Regions from separate parts of the Homo sapiens genome. Here regions 1 and 3 are each linked to region 2. Evidence: chromatin contacts called from ENCODE Hi-C or POLR2A ChIA-PET data. All regions are on one chromosome and are shown on one strand. The core of a region is the stretch at or near the end of the contact, and the rest is flanking DNA. Distances in the headings are between cores, read along the strand shown. Region 1 overlaps FRYL (FRY like transcription coactivator). Region 2 holds the start of OCIAD1 (OCIA domain containing 1). Region 3 overlaps FRYL (FRY like transcription coactivator).

What was found. A loop is a pair of places that touch in the nucleus more often than their neighbours do. ChIA-PET counts read pairs that join two places held with the same protein, here RNA polymerase II (POLR2A). Pooled maps may share reads with other maps.
Region 1: a map of dorsolateral prefrontal cortex shows a loop between it and region 2 (9-fold over the local background). The contact joins the enhancer-like site here to the promoter of OCIAD1 in region 2. A Hi-C loop is called at or near these places in 41 of 168 maps with a recorded cell type or tissue (B cell, CD4-positive, alpha-beta T cell, CD4-positive, alpha-beta memory T cell and 26 more), 16 of 37 single-sample maps with no recorded cell type and 44 of 50 pooled maps. POLR2A ChIA-PET finds 5 or more read pairs at or near these places in 5 of 52 experiments (AG04450, MCF 10A, OCI-LY7 and 2 more).
Region 3: a loop to region 2 is called in a map of heart left ventricle, with 2.7 times the contacts of the local background. The contact joins the enhancer-like site here to the promoter of OCIAD1 in region 2. A Hi-C loop is called at or near these places in 6 of 168 maps with a recorded cell type or tissue (A673, CD8-positive, alpha-beta T cell, aorta and 2 more), 1 of 37 single-sample maps with no recorded cell type and 2 of 50 pooled maps. POLR2A ChIA-PET finds 5 or more read pairs at or near these places in 1 of 52 experiments (GM12878).

What each region holds. Positions count from the first base shown.
Region 1 is chr4:48,576,709-48,580,372 of GRCh38, forward strand. It overlaps FRYL (FRY like transcription coactivator), which reads right to left. Exons shown (of 64, transcript NM_015030.2): 23 at 2,265-2,533. Among named protein-coding and RNA genes, the nearest start is that of ZAR1, 88 kb to the left of the region's middle. Within about 2 kb of position 1,868, at least 2 of the 41 ENCODE cell types and tissues checked have a DNase peak (open chromatin) inside an H3K27ac peak, as active enhancers do; they include dorsolateral prefrontal cortex, where a contact is called at or near this core.
Region 2 is chr4:48,829,637-48,833,651 of GRCh38, forward strand. OCIAD1 (OCIA domain containing 1) reads left to right here and starts at 1,452. Exons shown (of 9, transcript NM_017830.4): 1 at 1,452-1,613; 2 at 2,984-3,046; 3 at 3,765-3,845. The coding sequence starts at 2,989. RefSeq lists enhancers at 1,020-1,399, 1,242-1,805, 1,806-2,368.
Region 3 is chr4:48,602,251-48,605,901 of GRCh38, forward strand. It overlaps FRYL (FRY like transcription coactivator), which reads right to left. Exons shown (of 64, transcript NM_015030.2): 11 at 3,491-3,583; 12 at 1,040-1,138. Among named protein-coding and RNA genes, the nearest start is that of ZAR1, 110 kb to the left of the region's middle. Within about 2 kb of position 1,381, at least 3 of the 41 ENCODE cell types and tissues checked have a DNase peak (open chromatin) inside an H3K27ac peak, as active enhancers do.

The sequences.
Region 1 (3,664 bases), core at 618-3,117, 250 kb before region 2:
TTACCAGATCATTTTAACATTATTACTCCTGTGATAAAAGTTAATATTTTATTGGGCCATATTTTATAACTTACTATGCATACTCAATGTAGAAAGAAAACAAAATCAAAATCACCTTTAATCCCACATGAAAATAAACACTGCATATTCTATATATCTTTAATTCATATACATGAACTATAAGTGCATGAATACATCTCTTTTAATTTATACGAATTAAATGTTTATTTTATTTTGTATCTACCTTTTAGACTTACGTATTTTTCACCTCTCTATGTAAATTAATATACTTCTGTGACATTATTTTGATTAACTATATGCTATATCAATATAAAGTATCATATTTTATATAACCAAAGTTTTGTTGTTTGACATTTTAGCTAATAGCAATTTTTCCCTATTATACACAATACTATACATTTGAATATATGGTTAATTATTTTCTTAGGTAATTCTTGAAAATGAAATCACAGAGTCAAAGAAGATACATATTTTCAAGGCTTCTGCCAAATTTCTGTCTTGAAAGATTACATCAATAAAATATTTTGAAACAATTCCATAAATCTTTCCAAATACCGAAATTATGTTAGAATTAAGAACTGAGAGCAAAACGAAAGAGGAAAAATACAAATATATAATCCTTGCCTTCAACTAGTTTTGTAATATGTTAAGGTAAGTAATGCAAACACATCACTTTGTTAATTCAGCAAGAGCATCATAGAACAATGTCCTAGTATGTTAGAAAACGATCTAAGCACTGGTAACGTATCAGTCAAAAAAACTGTCAAAAAAATCACTGCCCTCATGCAGGCCATGGGAGACATACAATAAAGAAATAAATAAAACAATGTCAGATGGTGCTAAGTTTGATGAAGAAAAATAGAGCAGAAAAGGGAGATAAAGAATGCTGGTAGGATATGGGGTTATAATTTAAAATATGGTAATTAGGGAAGGCTACTTAAGGTCATAAATGGTATGCAAGGTGGCAAATGTCAATCTTTATTTAAAAAGTAACATCCAGACCAGGTGTGGTGGCTCATAGCTATAATCCCAGCACTTTGGGAGGCTGAAGTGGGAGGACTGCTTGAGCCCAGAAGTTCGACATTGCAATGAGCTATGATTACACCTCTGCATTCCAGCCTAAGTGACAGAGTGAGACCCTGCCTCTTTAAAAAAAAAACAAAAAACAAAACACAAAACAAAAAAGAAATCCAATACACAATACCTGAGAACATATATATACAATTAGCATGTATATGTAGAAATATATATACATATATATATATTCAAATCCAAAAGTAAGAAGGACTACTCTGGGTAGGAAGTTTAAGAGATTTTAAAAAATAAGATTGAATTTGAACTATATTAGATACGGATATGCAAAAATTAAAAAAAAAAAGGTATCCTACGCTCATGTGAACAAAAGCTCACAAAATGGAAACTATCAACCACACTTAATGAACTCTGAGGGGATAATTTGGTTCCAACTTTGAAAGTATTGATAGAAAGTAAGAAAAAAGGTACAGAGTGAAGTCAGGTTTGAAGAGCCTTTAATGTAGGCCTCCAGTGATAGGTCAATCCAGATGCTGGGTTTACATGGGCAAGTTATATGCTGAGAGGACTCATTCCATTCAATGTGATCAGTGGTGTACTCTGTAAGGAGAAATCAGGAACCCAAACCCAGATTCAAAAATTCTCCTCTGTATTTAAGAGCAAAAAAACAAAACAAAACAAAAACTAACTGAAATTTATAATGACCTTGGTCAACTCTCCATTTCATCATCAGTTATTCCAAATCTTTACCAACATCCTCAAATCTCCTACTCAGTGTGTTATTACCACTCCCCACCAGAAGGTGGCCTTCCTTACACTGTCATCGGGAAAAGTAAGGCCACTGAGCTGAGTTTCGCTCTGCTTCTCACCCTTTATCTACAAACTTCTGTGTCTACATCCATACTCATCCTTAGATTCTTTCCCAATTTTTTCCCTTAACACAGATTCGATGGACACAACTATGTACCAAGTACAGTGTTATTAAGTAAATTAATAATTAAAATTTGGTGAGACTGTATTACATGAAAAGGATGAAGAAGTTATGAGACTATGTCCTTGACAACATTCTTCTCCCTCCTTAAGACATCAATGCAGTATCACATATTATTTATGGGCCTTCCAATCTGTAATACTTTTGAATTTTTCAAATAAATACATATGAAAGCTGACAGTCTATACATTTTTAAATTTACACTAGGAAAATAACTTACTTTATATCGACCTGAGGGGACAACAACTGAAGTCTTGTGTATGCAAACATCCAAGCATAGCTCACAGCTGTAGAGCAGTGTTTAGGAAGATTTTCTTGCTTTAAAAAACTGGAGAGACTTATAATCCATGGGTCTTGGCCTTGGGTCACATGTGCAAATATCCATATATGTGATGGACTAATCACATCAAACTGGTGGCTAATAGGAGAAGAGTTCCATTCTGCTAAAGTTTGTAAATCTATCGAGCTAGGGCAATAGAGCAAAGTAGTCTATATGGAGAGGAAAAAATTGATTATTACACATTTCAATAACTTTGAAATTTTACCATATAAATTGCTTTAAACTGAAAGTGGTGTATTAGTAGTTTCTAAAACAAGATAATATAAAGTCCATGGTAGGTTGAAGGGAGTAGAGAATTCCTGAAACTGCATGTAAAGTTTCTGTATGTGCATACATGTCTTTTTTTTGGAGAGGGATTCCACTGTTTTCATTATTCTCAAGAGGACTATAAACCAAAGAAGTTCAGGACCACTATTTAAGTAATTCTTAAATAAATATCCAAATTTCATCGTATACCAAAAGCTGCCAGAGAACTAAAGAGTGAACCATTAACTTTCATGTTGACCTGTATCTATGTATGTGTGGAACAGACTCAAAAATGAGCTCTTCTCCAGAGGTATATATTCTTAAATACTTGTTCAATATTTGAACTCTTATACTGAAGAGATAAACATTTATGTTCAAAGAAAAGTATATTAAGCACTGCTTTAGGCACAAGAAACAAGTCATCCATTACTCTCTTTTTGGAATAATTCATAATTTATGGTTAATATCTAAAACAAAATGTTTTGAATTGTATAGATCCTTTCATAAAATAACTAGAAGAGAGGCTTTTAAAGGTTCTTACCACAAATAAATGATAAACACATGAGATGATGGATACACTAACTACCCTGATTGGGTCATTATACAATATAGACATGTATGGAAACATCAAATTGCACCGCATAAATATGTACAATTGTATCTATTTAAAAATAAATAAAAATTAAAAATTAGTTTTTTAAAAAGTTTAGCATCATGGTAGCATCATGGCGGGGGGGAATTGTACAGATTTCTAATAATCTCTTAGGCTTATAAAACCTTATTACCTCCCTTGGCTACATATAACTCATGAATTATAAGAATCAGGTGTTATGCCGCAAGCTCTTAATGTTATGCATTAACCTCTTGACCATGTATTCTAAAATAGGAGGAAATATTTTTAAATAGTAAGGTTTTATAGCTATTCTTACATCAACTTTGGAATCTTAATATATGACCTTTTACCCAACCAAGACCAAGCAAGAAAGTTTGCATAAACTTTGTTAGTAATATGTTTGTGGACAAAGTGTTTCTCT
Region 2 (4,015 bases), core at 202-2,701:
CAACTGAAGTCTCAGACAAAAAGCCACGTTGAACATCTGGAAGAACAGTGGTCTAGAAGAGGGAACAGCAATTGCACAAGCCCTGGGCCCAGAAGTAAATTAGCTTGTCCCAGGAACAAAATGAGTATTAGTTACTAATACTGATTATCTCAGGGATTTATTTGGTTCTATAAAGACTTACAAGCCAACATCTCTGTCCTAAAGGAGCTCTGTAACAGAGACAGACGTAAGTAAAAAAGATCACTATTCAGTGCAAAAGTACATTGCAGTGACAGCAGTATGGACAAGCTAAGGACTAAGAAGGAAGAGTGATTACTTCTCTGGGGTGTATTTCAGGGAAGGCATCACAAAGGTGGTGATGTAAAAGCAGAATTTTGAAATATCGTTAGAATTGACAAAGCAGGGAGTAGAGTTGTACTGGGGAAACAGTGCACAGAGAACACTGAGGGCAAAGACCTCCAGGCTGTTTCTTGTTAGTGAACCCTGAAATAGAAGAAAGTGACGCTCAAAAGGCACAGGCACCACCAGGCCATGATGGGCCTTATATTCGGTGCATGACTGGAGCTATCAAAAGACTCCAAGGAAGGAAACACAGCGTTGGATTCGTTTCACGTGACTGTCTCCCTTAAGTATGTCTTCGGGAGAATAAATGTTAAATGATAAAGTGGCAAAGGGGCTCAGAAAGAGATGAGAAACCTGAGAGGCTTTGAGGGGTTGACAAATAGTAGGACTGGATTTGCCCACTGTTTAGTCACTAATAACTTGCAGTACATGGCACTAATAAATACTTCAGGAAGGAATGTATGAAAATGAGTAAAATGCTGATTGGCTGGGTGTGGCAGCACCATGTCTGATGTGTAGAAGTCGTGAGCCCCCTCATTAATAGACAGTGATGTGTTGTTTTAATTCTAACAACCCTATATGTAATTCCACTTTTCAGGTGAGAAAAACCGTAGCCTCAGAGAGATCACGGTACCCTGCCAGAGGTTGTAGAACTTGTTGGAAACTTGGATCAAGAGGGTGTGACAAATAACCAGGTATGCATGCTTAAAAATTACTTTCTACTACTTAGCCTACAGGCTCAAAGAATGAAATTATCTCATAAAAGAGATAATTTATAAAGTCGCTCTCAAAAGAGGGACAACAGAGGGTTCCGGAACGTTCCCGCCAGCCGCCACGAGAAGACCAGAGAGGTGCATCACAACAGCCCAAAGTCAAGCCTACTCCCAACCCCCTTCCCCGCCATCCAGGGAAGGGGCGGGGCAGGGTTCTTGGTCCGCCGCTGTCGCCTGCGCAGTCGCAGTGCGGCTCGTGGCCGCAGCTGCCTGAAAGGGCAAAGGGACGAGTATACGCATGCGTCTATTCCTAGGCTGCTGGCTCTCAGACCCGCAGTGAGGTCTGACGTCATTTCCTGCCGTAAGTATACAGTGCCTCCGGGTCGCGGTCATTTTGAGCCCCTGTCTGGATGACTTCTTGCGGCTGTTCTACCCCTCCCCCTCCCCGCGGTACCTTGCACTTTTCTCCCTCCCTGCCCCCTCTCGAGTCCACCCTCCGGGCCTTCTGCCCCTGATCGCTTGGTTTTCCTTGCAGTCGCCTGCTGCTGTCGTCGGGAGGTGGGTGAGGTGACGCAAACAGCCCCGTTGTTGCCCTCCGCGTATCCCCTCACCACCTTTGCGGCCATCCACGACTTTCGCACCTTCCGCCATTTTCCTGCCTGTGAGGGTGGACAGATCGCGCTCGGGTCTCGGCCTCCTGAGTGCCGGTGACTGCGGGAGGCGACGGAGTGCTTCTGGGGGTGTGAGCTGGGGAAGTTCGTGGTCACGGATGCGTGTGGGGTTGCTGCTCAGTCTGTAACGGCAGGTGGGAGACGGACACTGGGTGGAGGATGGAGTGCGGTAATCAGCGGTTGTAGGCCGCTTAGGCTTTAATCCAGCGTTGTTTTGTGTAAAGAACTTAAAATGGTATTGTCTTAAGCGCCGTGTCAGCCCTGACAGTCTTCCTGGTGTTTCTAGGAAGGATGCCGTTATGGGAAATAAGAGGGTTTCATTTTTTCTCATACGGTTGTAGGGTAAAGGTAGTTTATTCAGCAGGCTCCATCCATCCATGAATTCAGCTGACCTTTTTTATTTCTTTTCTCTAATTAAGGGGTTGGCATGTAGTAGGCCTTCATGGCTTATTGACTGAATGAATTATGGAAGGGCTCAGTTGCTGTCCTCATTGTGTATGCCATTTCCTGTTTCCATGCAAATTGTTTTTAAAATGAGAATAATCATGATCCCACGTAAACGTTCTGTAAAATACGGTTACTTGATCTGTTGGTCTGAGTCCCAATATATGAGTTTTTAAAAAAAGAACCAAATAAAAAATGTATATTCTTGGAATTTTATGCATTTTTTTCTTATATTCTTGGGGTGGAAGGAAATTTGGAGATACAGAATTTGCTGTTAGTTTTACCTCACAGGGAGAAGGATATGTCGTCTTTGTTATTCCATAATTTTGGAGTGCTCCTTTGTGGGAGAGGTTGAATGTTTCTGATGATTATTTCATTTTTTAATATGGAAGCTCAGAAATGACTTGAAATTTTTTTTCTCTTCTATTTTGGGGAATTATCCTAATCATTGGGCATAGATTCGAGAAACGACCAAAACATAGGATGTGAAAGAACCCACTTCCAGGAGGAAAAAATATGTCTGTTATTTTATTGATATCTTGATAGTAAAAAAAATTATAAACTTATAAAACGCATATGCTTTTTCAATTAAGGGACTTAACCTGAATAGTGAGTTCCAAATTAATCAGTAGGTCTGTTACTTTTTCATCTAGCTATTTACATGTGGAGTACGTAAGATATAGTAGTGTTTAATAAATATTTGTTGATTGATTGCTGTGTAGACTAGTAGTTTTACTATATCATACGTCTTGATTTACTTTGACCTATCTAGTGATAGTTTCTAATACTTAATATGTAATGTTTTTGATACAGGAAAGATGAATGGGAGGGCTGATTTTCGAGAGCCGAATGCAGAGGTTCCAAGACCAATTCCCCGTAACTATCTATTAAGTATTTATAATTAGAAGCACTTCCTATGTAAAGGAATTTTCACTGCCTTGAGTAACAGTGGCAGGTGGGCTGGCTTCATGGGCATGTGCAGACAGCGCCCCATACTTGGTTTCATGTTCTAGTCTTGTTATCTTGAAATTCATAATCATTTGGATAAGGAGTCCCACGTTTTTATTTTGCACTGGGCCCAGCACATTAGGTAGCCAGTCCTGACTAGCAGATAGTAGCATTAATTCTATTTGAAGTCAAAGTTTGTTGAAAGTGTATAAGTGGCCTGGCTCGGTGGCTCATGCCTGTAATCCCAGCACTTTGGGAGGCTGAGATGGGTGGAACACCTGAGGTCAGGAGTTCGAGACTAGCCTGGCTAACATGGTGAAACCCCGTATCTACTAAAATACAAAAAATTAGCCTGGCGTGGTGATGGGTGCCTGTAATCCCAGCTACTCGGAAGGCTGAGGCAGGAGAATCGCTTGAACCCCGGGAGGTGGAGGTTGCAGTGAGCCGAGATCGCGCCATTGCACTCCAGCCTGGGCAACAAGAGTGAAACACTGTCTCAAAAAACAAAAAAAGTGCATAAGCCAGTTGTTTTATTATTTGAGTTTAAAAAATGGGTGCCTCTTGTTAATGTTTAGGCTAAGATAATTTTTCAGACCTAGTTTTATTATGGATAATTTAATGTTTTCTGATTTTCCCTGGTAAAAAGACATAGGGCCTGATTACATTCCAACAGAGGAAGAAAGGAGAGTCTTCGCAGAATGCAATGATGAAAGCTTCTGGTTCAGATGTGAGTTCAATTTTCTAATTAATATAATTTGATCCAAAATTTGTACCTGAAATTTTGACTTGAATTTGAACCTGAAATTATAATAACTCCGTATAGAACAAATTGGCAAACTTTTTGCATAGTGTGGTTGTTGTTAAAAGAGATTAAGGAGATAAAGGAATTGCACACAT
Region 3 (3,651 bases), core at 131-2,630, 230 kb before region 2:
AGAAATATAATCTCATAGAATAATCTAACACAGAAAGATAAAGAGTAAATTTTCTACGAGGAAAATTCCTTGACTGATCATACCTCTCTGAGTTAGAATATGCTATTAGTTCTCCCTCAACCCATTAGCCTCTCATCCATTTTGTGGTTATGACTAGTCCCTGGGATCAGATGACAGATGGCATTAAAATGTTAGCTTTCTGTTTGTCAAATGTGTAACTTCACGATGGCTACATTAGGTACTCTAAGCCTCACTTTCCAAACACATAAAGTAGAGGACAATAATCACAAATATCTTATAGGGTTGTGAAGCTTAAAGTAAGAAAAAAAAAAGTACAAAGTACTTAGTTCAATGCCTGGCACAATCCATGTTTAGAATTACTGTATCTCTAGTTTAGAAGGTCAAATATTTCACCAATTCTCCAAACTTTCTCCAAGCTACGTAAAAGTTATGTGAAATAGACAGGTAGAAAAAAATGCCTTCAATCTCTGACTAGAAAAGACGTAATTAGACAGAAAACAGCTGCTAAAATCACTTTATGACAGTGATCCCCTGAGGTTACAACATATTTTTACTGTACCTTCTCGTGTTTAGATACACAAATATTATTCTGTTACAACTGCCCACAGTACAGTAACATGCTGTACAGGTTTGTAGTCTGGGAGCAATAAGCTATACCATATAGCCTAGGTGTGTAGTAGGCTATACTATTTAGGTTTGTGTAAGTACATTCAATGATGTTTGCACAATGAAATAGCCTAACGACACATTTCTTAGAACATATTTCCATCATTAAGCAATGCATGACTACCTAGAAGGAAGTCTGAACAACTCAACAAATGCAGAGCTAGTAAAATTAAGAACAGAACATTTAAATAGAGCCACGCAAAACATACGTATGTAAAACTTGCCCTTGTATTGCACTTCAGGGATTTTACAATTTCAGATTTTACCATTCTCTTAAATTTCCACTGAATTCATAAATCAATTACTAAAAATCCCAATTAAATATGAAAAGGTTTGAAATGTTTCTTAATACCAATGAATGCTTCTTTCTCGAGCTCAGTTCAAAAGTAGTCTGATAAAGCATCTCCACAAAATTTTTCAAACAGGGAACATTCACTTCATTTTTAACAGCCTAGTAAAAAGATAATGCAAACAAAGAAAATGATACAGATGTTAGATTAAACTATACAAAGAATACAAGAACTTTCTGTAAGGTTTGAAATTGGTTAATAATTCACTGAGACTCTCACTGAAGTACTACAATGTGCCAAGTGACCAAATGTTAAGTACATAAGATAAACCTAGTCCCAGCCCTGAGTGAACAAAGTGGGAATACAGGCTAAGAGGACACAGTATAACAGGTCCACTGAGAGCAAATTCTCTGTGCTCTTGGAGCACTCAAAAGGGGCCCCTATGGAAAAACTCAACAAGGAAGTAACATCTAAGCTGCATCCAACATCTCTTAACAGAAATAGTGCTAAAGCCTCCCATTTAACCTTGCTGGCCTTATCTCCCACCCTCTGACCATGTGCATGGGGACCCAGCCTTTGGAGCTTCCTTGCTGTTCCTAGAACGCATCAAAGAATTTCTTGCCTTAGGATGTCTACGCTGGGGCCTGCTGCCCAAGAAGCTCTTCCCACAGACACAGGAAGTCTTACTGTCTCATTCCTTTAGATTTTGCTCAATTGCTACCAACTCTTTCGATGTGGTGGTCTTCCCTAATCATACTCTTTTTAAAATTTCAACTCCCTCACCCCTTTGGCAATCCTATGCCCCCTACCCTGTTTACATTTCTTCACATTACTCTCCACAATCTGACATACTACCTATTTTATACACTAGTTTATTTTCTATTTTCTGCACTAGCAATTAAAATCTACGGTACTAGGGAGTCTTTCCTATCATACTCATTGTTGTGTTCCCTTGTGCATAGAGGAAGACCTGACAAACAGAAAGCACTCAATAAGTAAATGAGTAAAGAAAGAGAAGCCAGCCAGAGAAAGAGGGGAGGGAGGTTACTAGAGAGGCATGAATGTTCCAGGCAGAAGGAGCTGCATGTGCAAAGGCCTAGTATTATGGGTTGAATCATATCCCCCCAAAATTCATGTTGAAGTCCTAACCCCACAGACATCAGAAGGTGACTTCATTAGGAAATAGGTCATTGCAGATCACATTAATTAAGTTAGGATCGGGAAGACCCTAATCCACATGACTGGTGTCCTTTTAAAAAGGGGAAATTTGGACACAGACATACACTCAAGGAGAATGCCATGTGACAATGAAGGCAGGATTCAGAACCATGCTTCTACAAGCCAAGAAACACAAAAGATTTTCAGTGCACACAAGAGGCTAAGCAAGGGGCATGGAGCAGGTTCCTCCTCACAGCTCTTAGAAGGAACCAACCTGCTGGCACTTTGATCTCACACTCTAGCCTCCGTAAATATGAGACAATATACATTTCTGTTGTTAAGCTATCCAGTTTGCAGTACTTTATTACGGCTGTCCTAGCAGGCTAATAAACCTGGACACAAAAGCAAATATGGTATAAAAGAATCAGGCAACACGATGATAATGGACCATTGTCAAGTGCCTCTCTTCCTACAACCTGCTCCTTTTGACGAACTGCCTTAAAAACTAAAACCTAATCTCAGCCATCTGGGAGAAAAAAAAAGGATGATCAAACAAAGGGTGAAGTACAAATGATCATTTGGAAGGGATAAACAGTAATTCAAACAACTTACAGGAAAAGAAATCAAAGTGCATATCTAATAAAAGACTAAAACTGACATGACTTATACATGATAGCCTGTTTTCTTTTTTATAAAATGAGCCCAATTCATATGGCTAAAAACTGGGTGGGAGGAAACGGGGGCTGTGTAACTCAAATAAACCACTTGCAAACCTTTAATTTATGAGTTTTGTGTGTCCCCATTTTTAAAAATCTTCAATGCAAAACAGGTTTTAAAAAACACGTCAATCACTCTCATTAATATTTCAAATTCTTAACTTTTAAAACAATTCTCTGTTCACCTTTTCAAAACATGCTCTAAAGGTAGGACCTGAATACTACAAACCAATTCATATAAGCCCATAGGTCACAAGTAAGTGAATTCAATGTTTAAAAATGAAAGCCAAAACAGTTCAATTTTTCAACATGTAATACATTTCTTCATTTTTGAGATTTTAATTAGAATAAAATCTGAACAAAAAGAATGTAATTAATCTCCATTTCTAGCCAAGATGGAGCTGGATTTCCCCTACCATCTGCAACAACCAAAAAACAAAATACATGAAACGATCTCTAAAACATTGTATGATCAACAAAAGGAAGAGACCTCTGAGCAACAGGGAGCAAATGAGACGAGCCTTCCCATGGCCACAGCTTATTGTCATGTAAGTATTTTTAGGACAAAAAATAAAAGTATAAGGTTGATAAGGTTCTTGTATAACACACAAATGGTATGAAAATAAGAAAAATACTTACAGCAGCTACAGGGATAAGAATCTCCACAAATAAACCAGCAAGTGCATGTTTTATATCTTTATCTTTCACTTCTAAGAAATACTGAGCACATTCCTTAAAGGGAAAGAGGTATATACTTAGATTAACAAAAGAGGAAAGGTTAAAGAATTTGTAATATCACA